2 separate regions of the Homo sapiens genome follow, and region 1 is linked to region 2. Evidence: read pairs that join two places in POLR2A ChIA-PET (ENCODE). Cell type or tissue: GM12878. All regions are shown on one strand. Links, peaks and the distances in the headings refer to the core of each region. The heading gives the core; the rest is flanking DNA.

What was found. ChIA-PET counts read pairs that join two places held together with the same protein. Peaks named below come from ENCODE experiments on the same cell type or tissue, not always from the same donor. Only the 100,000 strongest peaks of a DNase experiment are listed, where the experiment ranks them.
Region 1: POLR2A ChIA-PET joins it to region 2 with 14 read pairs; 7 of 35 experiments call an interaction of 5 or more read pairs at or near these places.

Annotation. Positions count from the first base shown.
Region 1 is chr12:118,246,173-118,255,031 of GRCh38, forward strand. The region is part of intron 3 of TAOK3 (TAO kinase 3); the gene reads right to left. It also overlaps the pseudogene RPS2P5. Among named protein-coding and RNA genes, the nearest start is that of PEBP1, 110 kb to the left of the region's middle. In GM12878, for the core only: no CTCF peak of the experiment used is centred there; no DNase peak of the experiment used is centred there.
Region 2 is chr12:118,303,158-118,312,016 of GRCh38, forward strand. The region is part of intron 1 of TAOK3 (TAO kinase 3); the gene reads right to left. Among named protein-coding and RNA genes, the nearest start is that of TAOK3, 65 kb to the right of the region's middle. RefSeq lists an enhancer at 5,042-5,141. In GM12878, for the core only: no CTCF peak of the experiment used is centred there; DNase peaks (open chromatin) are centred at 4,084, 4,670 and 5,054; H3K4me3 peaks cover 1,121 bases; H3K27ac peaks cover 2,660 bases.

The DNA.
Region 1 (8,859 bases), core at 462-8,461, 57 kb before region 2:
CAGTGGCATCCGGGGCCGGGGTCGCGGCCGTGGACGGGGCCGGGGCCGAGGCCGCGGAGCTCGCGGAGGCAAGGCCGAGGATAAGGAGTGGATGCCCGTCACCAAGTTGGGCCGCTTGGTCAAGGACATGAAGATCAAGTCCCTGGAGGAGATCTATCTCTTCTCCCTGCCCATTAAGGAATCAGAGATCATTGATTTCTTCCTGGGGGCCTCTCTCAAGGATGAGGTTTTGAAGATTATGCCAGTGCAGAAGCAGACCCGTGCCAGCCAGCGCACCAGGTTCAAGGCGTTTGTTGCTATCGGGGACTACAATGGCCACGTCGGTCTGGGTGTTAAGTGCTCCAAGGAGGTGGCCACCGCCATCCGTGGGGCCATCATCCTGGCCAAGCTCTCCATTGTCCCCGTGCGCAGAGGCTACTGGGGGAACAAGATCGGCAAGCCCCACACTGTCCCTTGCAAGGTGACAGGCCGCTGCGGCTCTGTGCTGGTGCGCCTCATCCCTGCACCCAGGGGCACTGGCATCGTCTCCGCACCTGTGCCTAAGAAGCTGCTCATGATGGCTGGTATCGATGACTGCTACACCTCAGCCCGGGGCTGCACTGCCACCCTGGGCAACTTCGCCAAGGCCACCTTTGATGCCATTTCTAAGACCTACAGCTACCTGACCCCCGACCTCTGGAAGGAGACTGTATTTACCAAGTCTCCCTATCAGGAATTCACTGACCACCTCGTTAAGACCCACACCAGAGTCTCCGTGCAGCGGACTCAGGATCCAGCTGTGGCTACAACATAGGGTTTTTATACAAGAAAAATAAAGTGAATTAAGCGTGAAAAAAAAATTATAAAAGAATTTATACCAGAATATATATCAGTGATAATCCCTGGAGCAGTGCTATCTGATAGAACTTTCTTTGATGATGGGACAGTTCTATTTCTAGATTGTCCAAAAGAGTAACATGTGAAATGTGGCTAGTGTGACTGAGAAAATAAATTTTAAATTTTAATAGTTAACGTGCCTACTTGCTATTGTATTGAACAGTACAGCAGAAAGTAAGATTAATCCTAAGGGGGACTTTGGTTTTCAGGATTACTTATATTTTATAATAAGACTGTATTACATATATACATGCCTACATTTATGTATGTATATATGTGTATTTTTTATCTATAGAGGTTGCCTTGTCTCATAATTATGTCTACTTGTCTTCTCCATACTCCAAATGTAACAGTTCATTGAAAGTACATATGAAAACCATTAATAATTCAAGTAATAGTCTTTTCCTCTCAACTTACTCAAGATATACATATATATATATACACACACACACACATACATACGTACATACTTTTTTCTTTTTTTAAGACAGGATCTTGCTCTGTCATCCAGGCTGGAGTGCAGTGGTACAATCTCAGCTCACTGCAACCTCTGCCTCCCAGGCTCAAGTGATCTTCCCACCACAGCCTCTTGAGTAGCTGGGATTACAGGCGGCCACCACCACGCCTGGCTAATTTTTATATATGTAGTAGAGACAGGGTTTCACCATATTGGCCAGGCTGGTCTCGAACTCCTGGCCTCAAGTAATCCGCCCGCATCAGCCTCCCAAAGTACTGGAATTATAGGCGTGAGCTACTGCTCCCAGCCTCAACTTATTTAAAATATTTAAAACTATTAGTTTTCTTAAAATTTTCATAAAAATAAATACAAGACATTAAAAGATTACCTCTGCATCAGTGCCATACCCCTAATGTAAGTAAGCTATTTTGCTTCTGTCACATTATTATCATTGTGGACCAATAAAGCTATCGCAGTGGTTCTGAAGTAAAAGATTGGAATTCATTCACTGATAAAGTCAGGTTAACAATTTTAGAGAAAAATTCATAATCATTTTCTTAAATACAACTAATTTAAAATGAACCTCTTCAGATACAATGGTTTCTTTATGATTTTTAAAAACGGTTAATTCAAACAATAAACAATAATGTAGTATGTACAAATAATTTGACCACAGATTCTTATGGAATGTCAAAATGAAAAAAAAAAAAACCCACAATAACGTACTACAGGAGTTTTTTTTAAAAAAGCATTAAGGTAAAAGTACCTATTATATATTAATGAGTTATCCACTAGACATAATTTTCCAGTCTGCAGAACTCCACAAAAGCATATTTTAGATATTTTATTGATTTAGAAAGTACAGAATGACTTTTGTTAAAAACAAAAATCTCTAACACTGTTCTGGCTTTTAAACTTTAACACTAAACTGTGCTTATATGGCAATCATAAATAAAAGCTGATGTAAATTCAGTATTACAATAAAGGTTAAAGGGACTATATCTGAAAAGTAGATATTTGAGGCATCAATATATATAGTGCAGCTTAAGGAGCCTGAGAAAGATTTAGGAAATATTCAGGCAATGAGAAATTTTAACTTCTTGTGAGGTTTTAAAAAATAATTAACCATTACTAAAAAATAGAAAAGCCCACAGAAATAAAATCAGATAGTATTATTATTTAATTGCTTATTAAGGTTATTTATAATTAATGCTATATTTGGACCTAAAAACATGAAAAATAACCACCCTAAAATAAAAATATATTTCTTACATTTATAGGATAATCACTGATTAGAACTTAATGCTTCCACTCACTTACACATCCTAATGTATAGGCAGAGACTTGAAATTTGAAAAACATTTCCATGTTGATTATTCTATAGATGTGAACTTTTTAGTGCAAATGTTAATTTTGCTATAGATGTGAATTTTTATACTGGCTAAAAGTCAAAACATGCTAGATAGAAACTTAAAAAAAAATCAATGTTTTAGTACAGAAAAAGGAGAGTATCAATGGGGTCTCAGCTTTCTAGTGCATACAGTACTATGAATGACTACAGCCTCTATCATTTCAAGTTTTATTCTTGAAACTTACATTCATGCTTAATACTTCCAATAGTCTCAATGGTCTCAGTAACTATTACCAAGATCATTGATTCAAGAAATACTTATTAAGAACTTACTATTATGTGTTTATATTTTTAAACATTTTACAGCTATACCTTTTGCTATTTTATAGACAAATATAAAAAATTATGTTAATTTAGGAGGCAGGCCAGGCATGGTGGCTCACTCCTGTAATCCCAGCACTTTGGGAGGCCAACGTGGGTGGATCACCTGAGGTCAGGAGTTTGAGACCAGTCTGGCCAACATGGTGAAAGCCTGTCTCTACTAAAAATATGAAAATTAGCAGGGCGTGGTGGCACACGTCTGTAATCCCAGCTACTTGGGAGGCTGAGGCAGAAGAACTGCTTGTACCCAGGAGGCGGAGGTTGCAGTCAGCCAAGATTGCACCACTGCACTACAGCCTAGGTGACAGAGTGAGATTTTGTCTAAAAAAAAAAAAAAAAAAATAGGAGGCTGAGGCAGGAGGATCACTTGAGCCCAGGAGTTTGGAACCAGCCTGGGCAACATAGCAAAACCCTGTATCTACAAAAAAATTAAAACCAAAATTAGCTGGGTGTGGTGGCACATGCTTGTAGTCGTAGCTACCTACTCAGGAGGCAGAGGCAGTAGGATTGCTTGAGTCCAAGGGTTCAAGGTTACAGTGAGCTATGATCACACCACTGTACTCCAGCTTGGGTGACAGAGTGAGAGACCCTGTCTCTAAATAAATGAATAAATAAAAATTTTAAAAGTGAAAAAGCTTTCTTTTTGCCCTATTTTTTGAACCCCAACTAAAAGGTAATTATATCCAGAAAGATAGAATTAAACTATTTGCTTTAGGTGGGTTATGGATAATATACTGAGTTCAACAAAGGTGATCTAGAAACCTACAAACTTTAGAGTTGTGTTTAGGTGAATACAAAAATGAACATGCGCAGTCCTTTTTTTGTTTGTTTTCCTTTAGTACAGTTTCTTACTACCTCATTTGTTAATGCTGCTAATTTATTCTTTATTTTTTTAATTTTTTTTTTAGAGATGGGTTCCCACTATGTTGCCCAGGCTGGTCTCGAACTCCTGGGCTAAAGTGATTCTCCCACCTCGGCCTCCCAAAGTGCTGGGATTACATGTGTGAGCCACCACGCCCAACCAATGATGCAAATTTCAAAATTACTTACGTAAATCCAAACACACAGAAATACTTCATCAAGTTAATAATTTCTGTTTTCTCTGAACATAACATATACTCTCAGCTGATTGATTTTACAAGAGCTGTTCCAGCTTACAATTCACACTAAGTTTATTCCCTGGCAGCATTCAGTGTAAAAAGCTGTGACCTACAGAGGCTAACAGAATTATAGTGTTTAGGTATAAAAATACTAGCTGCCAGACTCTGGTCTTTATGGCTTGCCAGCATGACTATGACTTATGAAAAGTACTAATTAGCAGTACCAAGTTCTCAGAGTTCTTCATCATTCATTCATTCAACAAATACTTATTAGCTGCCCACAATTTATCAGGAATTGGGCTAAGTGCTAGGGATAAGATAGTGAGTTAATATGCCCAGTACCTATCTCTCCTCTAGGAGGATAGACAATAACAAAAATAAAACAATAAAAGACAAAATGTAAAACTGCAATTCTGATATGTGCCACAAAGAAGGGTATTTGTTACTTTGAGAACCAACAACGGTGGATGTGACTTAGGGAGGTCAGGAAAGCCTTCCCTGAAGAAATGAGGTTTAGGCTGAGAGCTAAATGATGAACAGGAGTTAAGAAGGTGAAAATAGAAGGGAGAAATATTCGAGAGAGAACAGTTTACGCAAGATTCCAGGAAGGATGATCAGAAGAAAGGAATCAGAGCTACAGCAATGAGAATGAGAGAGAAGATAGCTCAAGTAGAGATAGGGACCATGAAGGACCTTGTGGGCTGGCTATAGTAGGGATTTTGATCTTGGCCTAAGAACGAGGGAGAGCCCCTAAAGGCTTTATAGGGAAAGGGGATGGGATGAGATTTACATTTCTTTTTTCAAGCTCATCGAGGTATGCACAACAGACTGAAGAGACCAAAGCAGGCAATCATAGTTGTCCAAATAAGAGATAGCAGAGTCTTCCTGGTAATAATGGTACAAGTAACAAAAGGAAAAATCTATTAGCACGGAGTAAGAAGCAACTTATATAAATACTACTTTGGCCAACAGGAAAATCCATTTTTAAGGTACTGCCCATGTGACCACTACAGATAAAAGGTTAAAGCTTTTCGTAAGTTCTATAGTACAGTGTCAGTTAATTCCCTTTTAATCTGTTTTTTAGTGCTTTATGGGTGTACATAGGCCTGTACTTTTCACATTTATATACAGGCCCTATAGAGTTAATGATTACGTTTATCAATGCCACTCTGCTACCTGTATCATTTCTCTAGTCTATCATCAGCAACAAATAATATATATTTAGTGCCTACTGTAAATGAGATCGTGCCAGCCTTTAGAGTTGTAAACAAATATTAGAAATAGTCCTCACCTTCAAAAACGCACACACTCTAGCTAAATAGACAGGGCTTAGCCCAAAAAGCAAATAAACCACTAGGTCTTCTGCAGCCTAGTACAACGTAGGTCTCATTTTGCCACTATTATAAATGGCTTTTAGTAAGTTTCAAAGCATGCTTGGTTTATTGTAGTCATTCTGAAACATTAGCACTTTAAGAAGGGTTTGGCTGCTTTTTTTTTTTTTTGAGACAGAGTCTCACTCTGTCCCCCAGGCTGGAGTGCAGTGGCACAATCTCAGCTCACTGCAAGCTCCACCTCCCGGGTTCATGCCATTCTCCTGCCTCAGCCTCCCCAGTAGCTGGGACTACAGGCGCCCGCCACCATGCCTGGCTAATTTTTTGTATTTTTAGTAGAGATGGGGTTTCACCATGTTAGCCAGGATGGTCTCGATCTCCTGACCTCGTGATCCACCCGCCTCGGCCTCCCAAGTGCTGGGACTACAGGCATGAGCCACTGCACCCGGCCTTGGCTGCTTTTTAAATGAGAAGAGTCAAATAGAGACTGACTCTTGCCAGGAGAGATTCTGAGAAGATGAATTAGATTTAAAATAATAGAAGAAAAGAAAGCAAAGATGACAGAAGAATACATCTGTAAGCAAAACAAACAGGTCACAAATGAATATATACAGATGTTTCCATTTTTAAAAAGTTCAAAACTAAGCAAAACCAATTTACATTTTTAGGAGTACAGATTAAGTGGGTTATAACTATAAAGAAAAGTAAGAAAATAATCACCATAAAAATCAGAATGGTGGATACTCTTAAGGGGACGGAGAGGGTTCTGACTGAGGGAGACATAAAGAGGGGCTTTTGGGATGCTGGCAGTATTGTATTTCTTGATCTGGGTGGTGTTTTTACACAGAGATTTACCTTTTAATTCTTTCTGAAGTTCTATATTAAAATAGATATGTATATTGTATATACTTCTTTATGTATACTTATAATAAAAACGCTTTGTTAACAAGAGGACCTGAGACTAAAGAAGACAGAACTTTGGGCCTTAAATGATATTCTGACTACACACTAACAAGGGAGTGTTAACTAAGAAATTAGCACCCTTTTTTCTTTTCTTTTTTTTTTTTTTGAGACAGAGTCTCACTCTGTCCCCCAGGCTGGAGTGCAGTGGCACAATCTTGGCTCACTGCAAGCTCTGCCTCCCGAGTTCACGCCATTCTCCTGCCTCAGCCTCCCGAGTAGCTAAGTAGCTAAGTACAGGCGTCCACCACCATGTCCGGCTAAGTTTTTCTATTTTTCAGTAGAGACGGGGTTTCTCCGTGTTAGCCAGGATAGTCTCGAACTCTTGACCTCGTGATCCGCCTGCCTCAGCCTCCTAAAGTGCTGGGATTACAGGCGTGAGCCACTGCGCCCAGCCGAAATTAGCACCCTTTTCAGCCAGAAAAATCTTTTATTGTATTTAATGACAAAATATACTTCAGTGGGAGCCAAGTTATTGATGGTAGTGAGGGAAGCAGAAGTAATGGTAGGGCTGAGCATAGACGCAGTGGTTGAGAAACAGTTTAGAGAAAATCCAGGCTGAAGATTTGGCTAGAAGCAAAAGGACAAAGTAAAGATGCAATTCATAAAATAATCTCATTTGGAAGGACAACTAAAGATAAGCCCTATCCAGATGGCAGAACATAAAGGACCACTTAAAATGGAAGAGTCAGTAATGTTTGATTACAAAGAAATTATTTGATTACAAGTTTGGAGAAGTAGGTAATAATTAGTACTTAATTTATTATTTGCTTTAATGGACTATTATGCTTAAGGAAGTATTTGTTAAATTAAATAACTATATTTTGGCCTGGCACGGTGGCTCACGCCTGTAATCCCAGCACTTTGGGGAGGCCGAGACGGGTAGATCACCTGAAGTCAGGAGTTTAAGACCAGCCTGGCCAACACAGTAAAACCCCATCTCTACAAAAATACAAAAATTAGCCTGGCATGATGGCAGGTGTCTGTAATCCCAGCTACTCAGGAGGCTGAGGCGGGAGAATTGCTTGAACCCGGGAGGTGGAGGTTGTAGTGAGCCGAGATTGTGCCACTGCACTCCAGCCTGGGCGACAGAGCAAGACTGTCTTAAAACAAACAAACAAACAAACAAAAAAAAAAAAACAGGGCCCGGTGCAGTGGCTCACGCCTGTAATCCCACCACTTTGGGAGGCCGAGGTGGTCAGATCACGAGGTCAGTTCAAGACCAGCCTGGCCAACATGGTGAAACCCGGTCTCTACTAAAAATACAAAAATTAGCTGAGCGTGGTGGCACATGCCTGTAATCCCAGCTATGTGGAAGGCTGACGCAGGAGAATTGCTTGAACTGGGATCCAGGAGGCGGAGGTTGCAGTGAGCCAAGATCGTGCCACTGTACTCCAGCCTGGGCTACAGAGCGAGGCTCTGTCTCAAAAAACAAACAAAAGAACAAACAAACTGTATTTTATGTAATGAATTTCAGGTGAATAAGCTGTGTTAAAATTTTGGCTATTTGTTTTTCTCATCAGGAGATAGTCACATTCTTGGAACTAAAACTGATTCTAGGGGTACAGCCTTGTACCCCTTAAACGAAAATACTGACTTGACATGATTGCCACTAAAAATCACTGTCAGTCCCTTTCTCTGAATAGTTGTCTGTTCATCTGTTTATCTGTCTATCCACCATCCATCCATCCATCCATCCATCCATCCACCCATCCATTATTTATCAAATTCCTACTACTGTCAGGCATATACTAGTTCTTGAGTCTGTAACGATGAACAAGATAGACATAAACCCTGTCCTCATGACACTTGTTATTTAGGGAAAAAGACATATATAAAGCAAAAAATCGTATACGTAATTGTTTTATTACAACTGTGATAAATGCAACAAAATATAAGAACAAGATGTTATGAAATCATAAAGTATTGATTTAGGGGTGGAGTCTTGAACAGTAAAGGGTATCTTGCAAAAGTAATACTTAAGGTAAAACTTGTAGGATGAACGGACAGGCATGGGGATGTAATGTGCAGAGTTTTCTAGGTGGGGTAATAGCACATATAAGGCTCTGAGGCAGGAAAGAGCTTAGCATACAGTGGAAATGCACAAAGCTCAACTTCAAGCTCTTAACTTTTTTTTTTTATTTTTTGAGACGGAGTCTCACTCTGTTGCCCAGGCCAGAGTGCAGTGGCACAATCTTGGCTCACTGCAAGCTCCACCTCCCTGGTTCATGCCATTCTCCTGCCTCAGCCTCCCGAGCAGCTGGGACTACAGGTGCCTGCCACCACGCCTGGCTAATTTTTTTTTTTGTATTTTTAGTAGAGACGGGGTTTCACCGTGTTAGCCAGGATGGTCTCGATCTCCTGACCTCGTGATCTGCCCGCCTCAGCCTCCCAGAGTGCTGG
Region 2 (8,859 bases), core at 292-8,291:
AATATGATTTTAATAAAAGATGTATTATAAGCCCTATTTACTCTTCTTAAAATTGAAATCAGCCCCCATTCCTTATCCTCCTCCTCTGTTTTTTTGCTTCACAGCATTTGCCACCTTTTAATAAAATAGGTATTTCACTTAATTTGCATATTTTCTCTCTCTCCTTTCTAGCATGTAAACTCTATGAGGACAGGATTTTCAATCTGTTTTGTTCACTGTTGCATCTTCAATGCCTGAAACAATGTTTGGCAGAATGTACGTGTGCAAAGAACACTTGCCAAAAGTCTGAATAAATTAATCAACTCCATTACAATAGAACAATGCTATGAGACATTTCTTTTGCATTGACTTTTATCTGTGCACTGTTTTCGCCATGTTAACGTCCATTTACAAACTTCATATTATGTTCTAAGAATTGGTTTCTCTCTAGGCCATAACTTTCTTGAAGGGGAGCACTGCATATTACTTTTTAATTTTTCCCTTACTGCTCTCATATTTTATTTTTTAGAGATGGAGTTTTGCTCTTGTCACCCAGGCTGGAGTGCAATGGCATGATCTCGGCTCACTGCAACCTCCACCTCCCGGGTTTAAGCAATTCTCCTGCCTCAGCTTCCTGAGTAGCTGGGATTACAGGCACCTGCCAGCATACCCAGCTAATTTTTGTATTTTCAGTAGAGATGGGGTTTCGCCATGTTGGCCAGGCTGGTCTTTAACTCCTGACCTCAGGTGATCCACCTGCCTTGGCCTCCCAAAGTGTTGGGATTACAGGCGTGAGCCACCATGCCTGGTCCCATATTTTAAATACTAATAAATAAAGTTCAGGTAACTTCTCTCTTTACACTCCTGGTCTTGCCCTTCCTTTTGCCTCCCTCATGCCAACAACACTTTGCTGAAGAGAGTCTGGCACTGTTTCAGTGAAGTCATTATCTATACTACTTGGTTATGAGGTGAATGAATAGACTATGGTTTTAAGTTGTTGAAAAGGCAAGCACGTTTTTCAGAAGAAATTCTTTTATGAGTTCCAATGCAATAAAATAGCTCAGTGATTCAACGGGCTGAATTACATTTCATTCACTTAGAGGTAAATTCCACTGAAGAAAACTAAAGAGCACATACTTCCCCCTTTAATTTTGGCTCTCTAGAAATTTCTCATTTAGTGATATTTCTCATACCAAGAACTAGAACCCTCAAAGGTCTCAGGGAAGAGACACAGGCTGTTTGAACTAGGCCGACTACAAAATATATAATATTAACCAAAAAGAAGCCTTCACCAATTGGTGCTGAATTATTAATTACCTCTTCCTAGACTTCTTCGTATGATAACTTGATTATTTCTTCATACCCCAGTTTAGAAAAATTACCATAATTTATGCTTACACTAAGGAAATCCCTAAATATTCTTCAACAACTTTGCATGGTTACAATGTTCTCTTAAAAAAAATGTAATCTGAAATAAGAAGCCACTGATACATATTATCTACACTGCTTTAAGGCTTTTGCTTTTTGAATGTTATATGTGTACAACTTGTATTTCAGTTTGTCCTAATTTGTGATGTTTTTAGCAATTTGTTCAGATAATGTTCCTAAATCTTGATATGAACTAAACTTATGAAAATTGATTGTGCTTATAGGGATGCCAATAATTTCATTAGATATTATAAAATTACAGTTATTCCCTCATTTTCCGTTGCTATGAAAGGCAAATGGCAAAGAGAAACAACACGACACCTGGAGTGAAAAAGATTTATGTTTAAATCCTCTGCTTAAGAGTGTAGTCTTCAGCCTGCTATCTGGAAAAGCAACCATGGTTAAGAACACGGGTTATGATTAAAGTAGAACTGAGTTCAAATCCCAGATCTAATCCTAACTAACCATATGGCAGGTTTCAAATCTAAGGTTCAGTTTCCTCATCTGTACAAAGGACATAATATAATAAATATATCGAGCACAGGATTGTTTATTGTCAGGATTTAATAAGATAGTGTATGTAATGTGTTAAACAAGGTGGCATGCATAGAATAAGCATTCAATAAACTTAACCCGCCGGGTTTGGTGGTTTATGCCTGTAATCCCAACACTTTCGGAGGCTGAGGCGGGAGGATTGTTTGAGGTCAGGAGTTCAAGACCAGCCTGATCAACGTGGTGAAACCCTGTCTCTACTAAAAATACAAAAATTAGCCGGGCATGCATCTGTAATTCTAGCTACTAGGGAGGCTGAAGCAGGAGAATCCCTTTAACCTGGGAGGCGGAGGTTGCAGTGAGCTGAGACTGTGCCACTGCACTCCAGCCTGGGTGACAAAGCAAGACTCTGTCTCAAAAAACAAAAAAATAATAAAAATAAACTTAATCCACTACTACTAACAAATGACATAATTAAATGTGATATTCTATAGAGAACATATATATCAACTGTTAAGTATTTAACTGTTAATTTTTTACTATTTTATGCATGTCAAAAAGTTGGCGGCTGGGCGTGGTGGCTCACGCCTGTAATCTCAGCACTTTAGGAGGCAGAGGTGGGCAGATCACTTGAGGTCAGGAATTCAGACTAGCCTGACCATCATGGTGAAACCCCATCTCTACTAAAAATACAAAAATTAGCAGGGTGTGGTGGCGGGTGCCTGTAATCCCAGCTATTTGGGAGGCTGAGGAAGGAGCATTGCTTGAACCTGGGAGGCAGAGTTTGCATGAGCTGAGATCACGCCACTGCACTCCAGCCTGGGCAACAGCAAACGAGACTCCGTCTCAAAAAAAAAAAAAAAAAAAAAAGTTGGCTCAATTGCCATTCGATTTTCTCCTCTGCTGCTTTGGAGAGGTTAGTCTTCTTCTGTCATAGGATAGAAATCACTTTTCAGATATTTACAAGAGGACACCATGTTTCATAAAATAATAAAGAATGTAGAAAGGATTCTGTGTCATTTTTTCTGGATACTCAGAGTAATTTATTTTCTCTTAAAGCTCGACCACTGCTGGTTTTTGTTTTTTAACTTTTATTTTAGGTTTGGGGCACACATACAAGTTTATTATATAGGTTAACTGGTGTCATGGGGTTTTGGTGTATAGATTATTTTGTCACCCAGGAACTAAGTATAGTACCTGATAGTTGTTTTTTCTGATCCTCTCCCTCCATTTGGAGTTTTCTTATTCTATTCCTATTTACTGCTAACTTTATTTTTTATGTTTTTATTTAATTTTTTTAGAATTTAGATAGGGTCTCACTATGTTGCCCAGGCTAGTGTCGAACTCCTGGGCTCAAGTGATCCTCCTGTCTTGGCCTCCCAAAATACTGGGATTACAGGGGTGAGCCTCCTCACCCAGCTTATAATTTTAATTATTTCAACACTTGGTTTAAATTTTTCTTTTTGACTTATATTCTTCATGATTGTAAATGGATGTGAAACGTTTCATAATTTTTATAAAAATCCATACATGTTTCCCTCAAGTTCTTGAGTCTAAAATTAACATAGATCTGTCCTTACTTTTATTTAGTGGACCTTAATGTTCACTGAAGAAATATTATTGATACTTAGAGTAACTAAGCCACAATGGTAGGTTCCATAGTTAAAAGATAATTTTATATATTGTACTTTGGACTTAAACTAATCATTCAATTGTAAAGTAGTAACATCAAACTTTTGCTCTCAGAGTTTGTTCTGCTTCATCAGTACATTCAAATAGAATGCTCCATAATGAAGAAAATAGTCTATCACTTCATTTGCACTATCCAATAATGGTAGCCATTAACAACATGTGGCTAGTAAGCACTTGAAATGTGGCTAGTGCAACAGAAGAACGGAATTTTTAAGTGTTTAATTTTAATTAATTTTCATTTAAATAGCTCTTTGGCTAGAAACTACAATGTTGGACAACACAGTTCTAGATAGTTCAAAAAACATCAGTAATTATGTGGAAATAGAATAATAATGATTCTCATTACTAAACTATACAGGTTATATCATTGCCTCAGGAATTGCTGACACATCTCTTGACCAATTGTGCAAGAAGCAATGAGGTTTTGAGCACGGTTTTTTACCACTTTATGAATCAACCTTCCCGCCTCCTCTTCCCCCCCCCATCTCTGGAGTCCTCATAGTTTTCTCTTTAAAATCATTTGTAAAACAGAAAGCAAAGCTCTCAGATCTAACCAGTAGTCTAACTCTGACCTTAGGCTCCCACGGGAATTCAATTATTTTTGTTGGCCTAACCTCTAAGGGATGATGGATTTGCTATCTCTGTGTCCTCCTTCTTCCCTGACTCCCCCTCCCACCCTCACATCTTCTCCTCTAACTAGTCACATTTAGTTAGTTTCTTGACCTGCTGCCTTTGTTTTAAACAGGAATGAAAGAGAACCATAACTGGAAACAGAAACTGTTGCATTCAGTTATTAGGTCGCAATGGGAAAAATGAGGCTGTGTATGTATAAGTGTTTTTGCAGGGTTTAGGATAGCAGCTGCAGCTACCCCTTCTTTCCTTCCACTGCTAGACAAATTTCCAAGCACTTGATACTAGAGTTCTACCACTAGCTAGCCAGCTAGAGGTCTCGGTATCCTCTATGAACTGTTAATGAAGTTCCGGAAGTTCTTTCCTTAAAAAACAAAAGTTCTGAATGCTGACTCTCTAACCACGGAAATGGTATCTTATTACTAAAACACTAAAAATGTTAAGCTGCATACTGCTCCAATGAGTAGTCTGTAGACTTGTTACCATCTGTACTGGCCATAGCGAAAAAGGGTTTGACACTACATGATAGTTACTGGTACTTGTTCCCAATAGCTGCTTAAAATAAGCTGTTGGCAAGTTTGACTACTTTTTTTTTTTTTTTACATTTAAAAAATAACAACATTAAACAGTTATATCTGTAAATGTAAGAAGGTTAAGGCATTCTAAGTCACAGGATGGGATAGGAGGTAGGCACAAGATACAGGTCATAAAGACCTTGCTGATAAAACAGGTTGCAGTAAAGAAGCCGGCCAAAACCCACCAAAACCAAGATGGCAATGAGAATGACCTCTGGTCGTCCTCACTGCTATACTCCCACCAATGCCATGACAGTTTACAGATGCCACGGCAACATCAGGAAGTTACCCTATATGGTCTAAAAAGGGGAAGCATGAATAATAGACCCTTTGTTTAGCATATCATCAAGAAATAACCATAAAACTGGGCAACCAGCAACCCCCCGGGGCTGCTCTGTCTGTGGAGTAGCCATTCTTTTATGCCTTTACTTTCTTAATAAACTTGCTTTCACTTAAAAAAAAAATTAAACATTTACATTTGTATAAAGTACTTTCACATACCTAACCAAATTCAATTATTTTAACAACCCAGTAAGGCAGGAAAATCAGTTATTATTATTCTGATTTTTATGAGTGTCATCTGACTCCTAGGATAGCAGCATGTTTCCCAGTATACCAGTACTTCTACCTGGCAAGGGTGCTGCCCAAAAATGGTCTTGGGAGAATGTAGACGGTGTAGAAAAGTCTGTAATTTGGCCGGGCGCGGTGGCTCACACCTGTAATGGCAGCATTTTGGGAGGCCGAGGCAGGTGGATTACCTGAGGTCAGGAGTTTGAGACCAGCCTGACTAACATGGTAAAACCCTGTCTCTACTAAAAATACAAAAATTAGCCAGGCGTGGTGGCACATGCCTGTAATCCCAGCTACTTGGGAGGCTGAGGCAGGAGACTCGTTTGAACCCAGGAGGCGGAGGTTGCAGTGACCTGAGATCGCACCACTGCACTCCAGCCTGGGGAACAGCAGCGAAACTCTGTCTCCAAAAAAAAAAAAAAAAAAAAAAAAAAAAGCCTGTATGGTTGTAATTAATTGAGCACTCAAATTTAGTTCTTAAAACATTTTCTTTCCCCTCTTTGAATTATATTATTTTAAATGTCACTGGGCACGGTGGCTCACGCCTGTAATCCCAGCACTTTGGGAGGCCAAGGAGGGCGGGTCACCTGAGGTCAGGAGTTCGAGACCAGCCTGGCCAACGTGGCGAAACCCCATCTCTACTACAAATACAAAAATAAGCTGGGCGTGGTGCTGCATGTCTGTAATCCCAGCTACTTGGGAGGCTGAGGCAGGAAGAATTGCTTGAACCCAGAGGTAGAGGTTGCAATGAGCCGAGCTCGGGCCACTGCATTGCAGCCTGGGCAACAGAGTGAGACTGTCTCCAAAAAAAAAAAAAAAAAAAGCCAACCTTCTAGGGTAGATTTTGTAAAAACCAAATTATGGACATCCTAAGTTCTCAGATGTACAAATGAGTTACAGCTCTAAGTTGCATCTCTTCAATTTTATTTCTTGAAACAACTGCCCTCCTCCCTGCAAATCTACCCTCCCTTCTTGGCTCAAATGGTGGTTTTCTTTCCTTTTTTTTTTTGAGATGAAGTCTTGCTCTTATCCCCCAGGCTGGAGTGCAATGGCACGATCTTGGCTCACTGCAACCTCCGCCTTCCGGGTTCAAGAGATTCTCCTGCCTCACCCTCCCGAGTAGCTGGGATTACAGGCGCCTGCCACCACGCCTGGCTAATTTTTGTATTTTTAGTAGAGATGGGGTTTCACCATGTTGGCCAGGCTGGTCTCAAACTCCTGACCTCAGGTGATCTGCCCGCCTCAGCCTCCCAAAGTGCTGAGATTACAGGCCTGAGTCATCAGGCCCCGCCACATGGTGGTTTTCTTTATCTTCCTCCTGGCTATGTGCTGGGTAGCAGATTATCCACAATTATTATTGTAGCTCAAAAACCTGAGTTTTCCTGTTTCTCTTCTTTTACCATTTTCTTATTCTTTCCCCCCATAGGCAACTCCCTCCCTTCTCATAATTAGCTTAAGACCTTAATGTTGGCTGGGTGTGGTGGCTCACACCTGTAATCACAGCATTTTGGGAGGCTGAGGCAGGCAGATCGCTTGAGCCCAGGAGTTTGAGGCCACAAGATCAGCCTGAATAACATGGCAAAACCCAATTTCTACAATAAAATATAAAAATTAGCTGGGCATAGTGGCGTGCACCTGTGGTCCCTGCTACTTGGAAGGCTGAGGTGGGAGGATTCCTTGAGTCAGGGAGATGGAGGTTGCAGTGAGCCGTGATCGTGCCACTGCACTCAACCTCTACAACAGAGTGAGATTACAGAGTGAGACTGTGTCTCATAAATAAATGAACAAATAAATAAGACAGACCTTAATGTTTTCTAACAAGGTGGTTTTGATATTTGGTGAGCTATGTATAGACTCTTCTGAAATGTGAAATATGTATGTCTTCAAACATATAAACAAGGTAAGTTCTTCACACACTATGAAGCTTCATAAAAGGTTCCATTTAAATTTGTATCTTGGCAAAATTATTGAACTTGGGGAGTATCCCTAAACTGTTAAATCAGCAATATTACATCTGTTCCAAACTGGTATCTCATTTTTCTTGGAGTTCACAGAAAACAAAAAATAAGGCAACATAAAAATTATCCAGAGTTTTGCTTGGACAGATTTCTATTATCTGCCCATTTAATATATAATATCTATTTGATATAATTTATTAAATGTTTATAATCATCCTTCTATTATATAAATAGGTTTACCACATCTGCTTGGTGATGTTGGTAGCTTTTTTCTTCTGTTATAAGGGAGAATATGGAGGAAGGATTTAAAGTACAGGAGGTCAAATGGAGTCAAGAATGTGTAAACCGTGTAGTGTAGATAGCCTTAATATATTCTGGACTTAGAGTTTTAGGGCAGTGGGAAAACTAATCACATTCATAAGACATTTTGCAACTACATTATTCCCCCACAAATAATAGTTATTTTAATCTATATCCACAAATAATAGTTACTGGCTATATCTACAAAGTTTGTGTAGATATCTACAGATTCTATGACCCTACAGTGTTTCATAGGTATTCATGTAGCACTTTTAAAGTACAATTAATGAACTGTGTCCAGCAAAGGTTTATACTGGCCTTTCCTTCAAAATTAATGAAATAAAACTGTACATTGTTGTCTCAGTAAAAATAAAGGCACAAAGAATTCACAAATAGGGGCCGGGCATGGTGGCTCATGCCTGTAATCCCACCACCTTGGGAGACCGAGGCAGGTGGATCACCTGAGGTCAGGAGTTCGAGACCAGCCTAACAAACATGGTGAAACCCTGTCTTTACTAAAAATACAAAAATTAGCTGGGTGTGGTAGTGGGCACCTGTAATCCCAGCTACTTGGGAGGCTGAGGCAGGAGAATCGCTTGAACTTGGGAGGCAGAGGTTGCAGTAAGCCAAGGTTGTGCCATTGCACTCCAGCCTGGGTGACAGAGAGAGACTCTGTCTCAGAAAAAAAGAAAAAAAAGAAAGAGCTCACAAATAAGTTTGTTATAAGGATTTTCACCATGAGATAGGGAAAACTCTTATTAGCCTGAAACATGGCCTTTGGCCCTTCCTCATAGGAATCCCAAGAGACAAAGAATAAGTCTCATTTAGAGTTGAATAATTTTTTTTTTTTAAAAACAGCATTAGATCTATGTAAAGATAGTATTTAAAAACCAAACAAAACTAAGAAATGGGAAAAAGAAATGGCAGGTGAAGAACTCTTTTCAGAGAATAAAAGTTGTCATATAGCAATGGATGCTGTGTCAGAACATACTGCCAATAAACTTTAAGAAAAAAGGAACTCAATGAAGTTACTGTTATATAAAACAGGAGCTCACAGCAGGGATGTAAGAGTTAATGGAAGATATCGTGAGCCAAAACAGGGAATAAAACATGATTTGGCAGAAGTCAAGAGAGATGTGGGGAGAAAAATAAAACCACTAATGAAATGAAGCTGGCAAGAAGCAGCACAAAGAACTGGCAATGGTGGAGACGTGGTAAGGGACATGGGTGGAGAA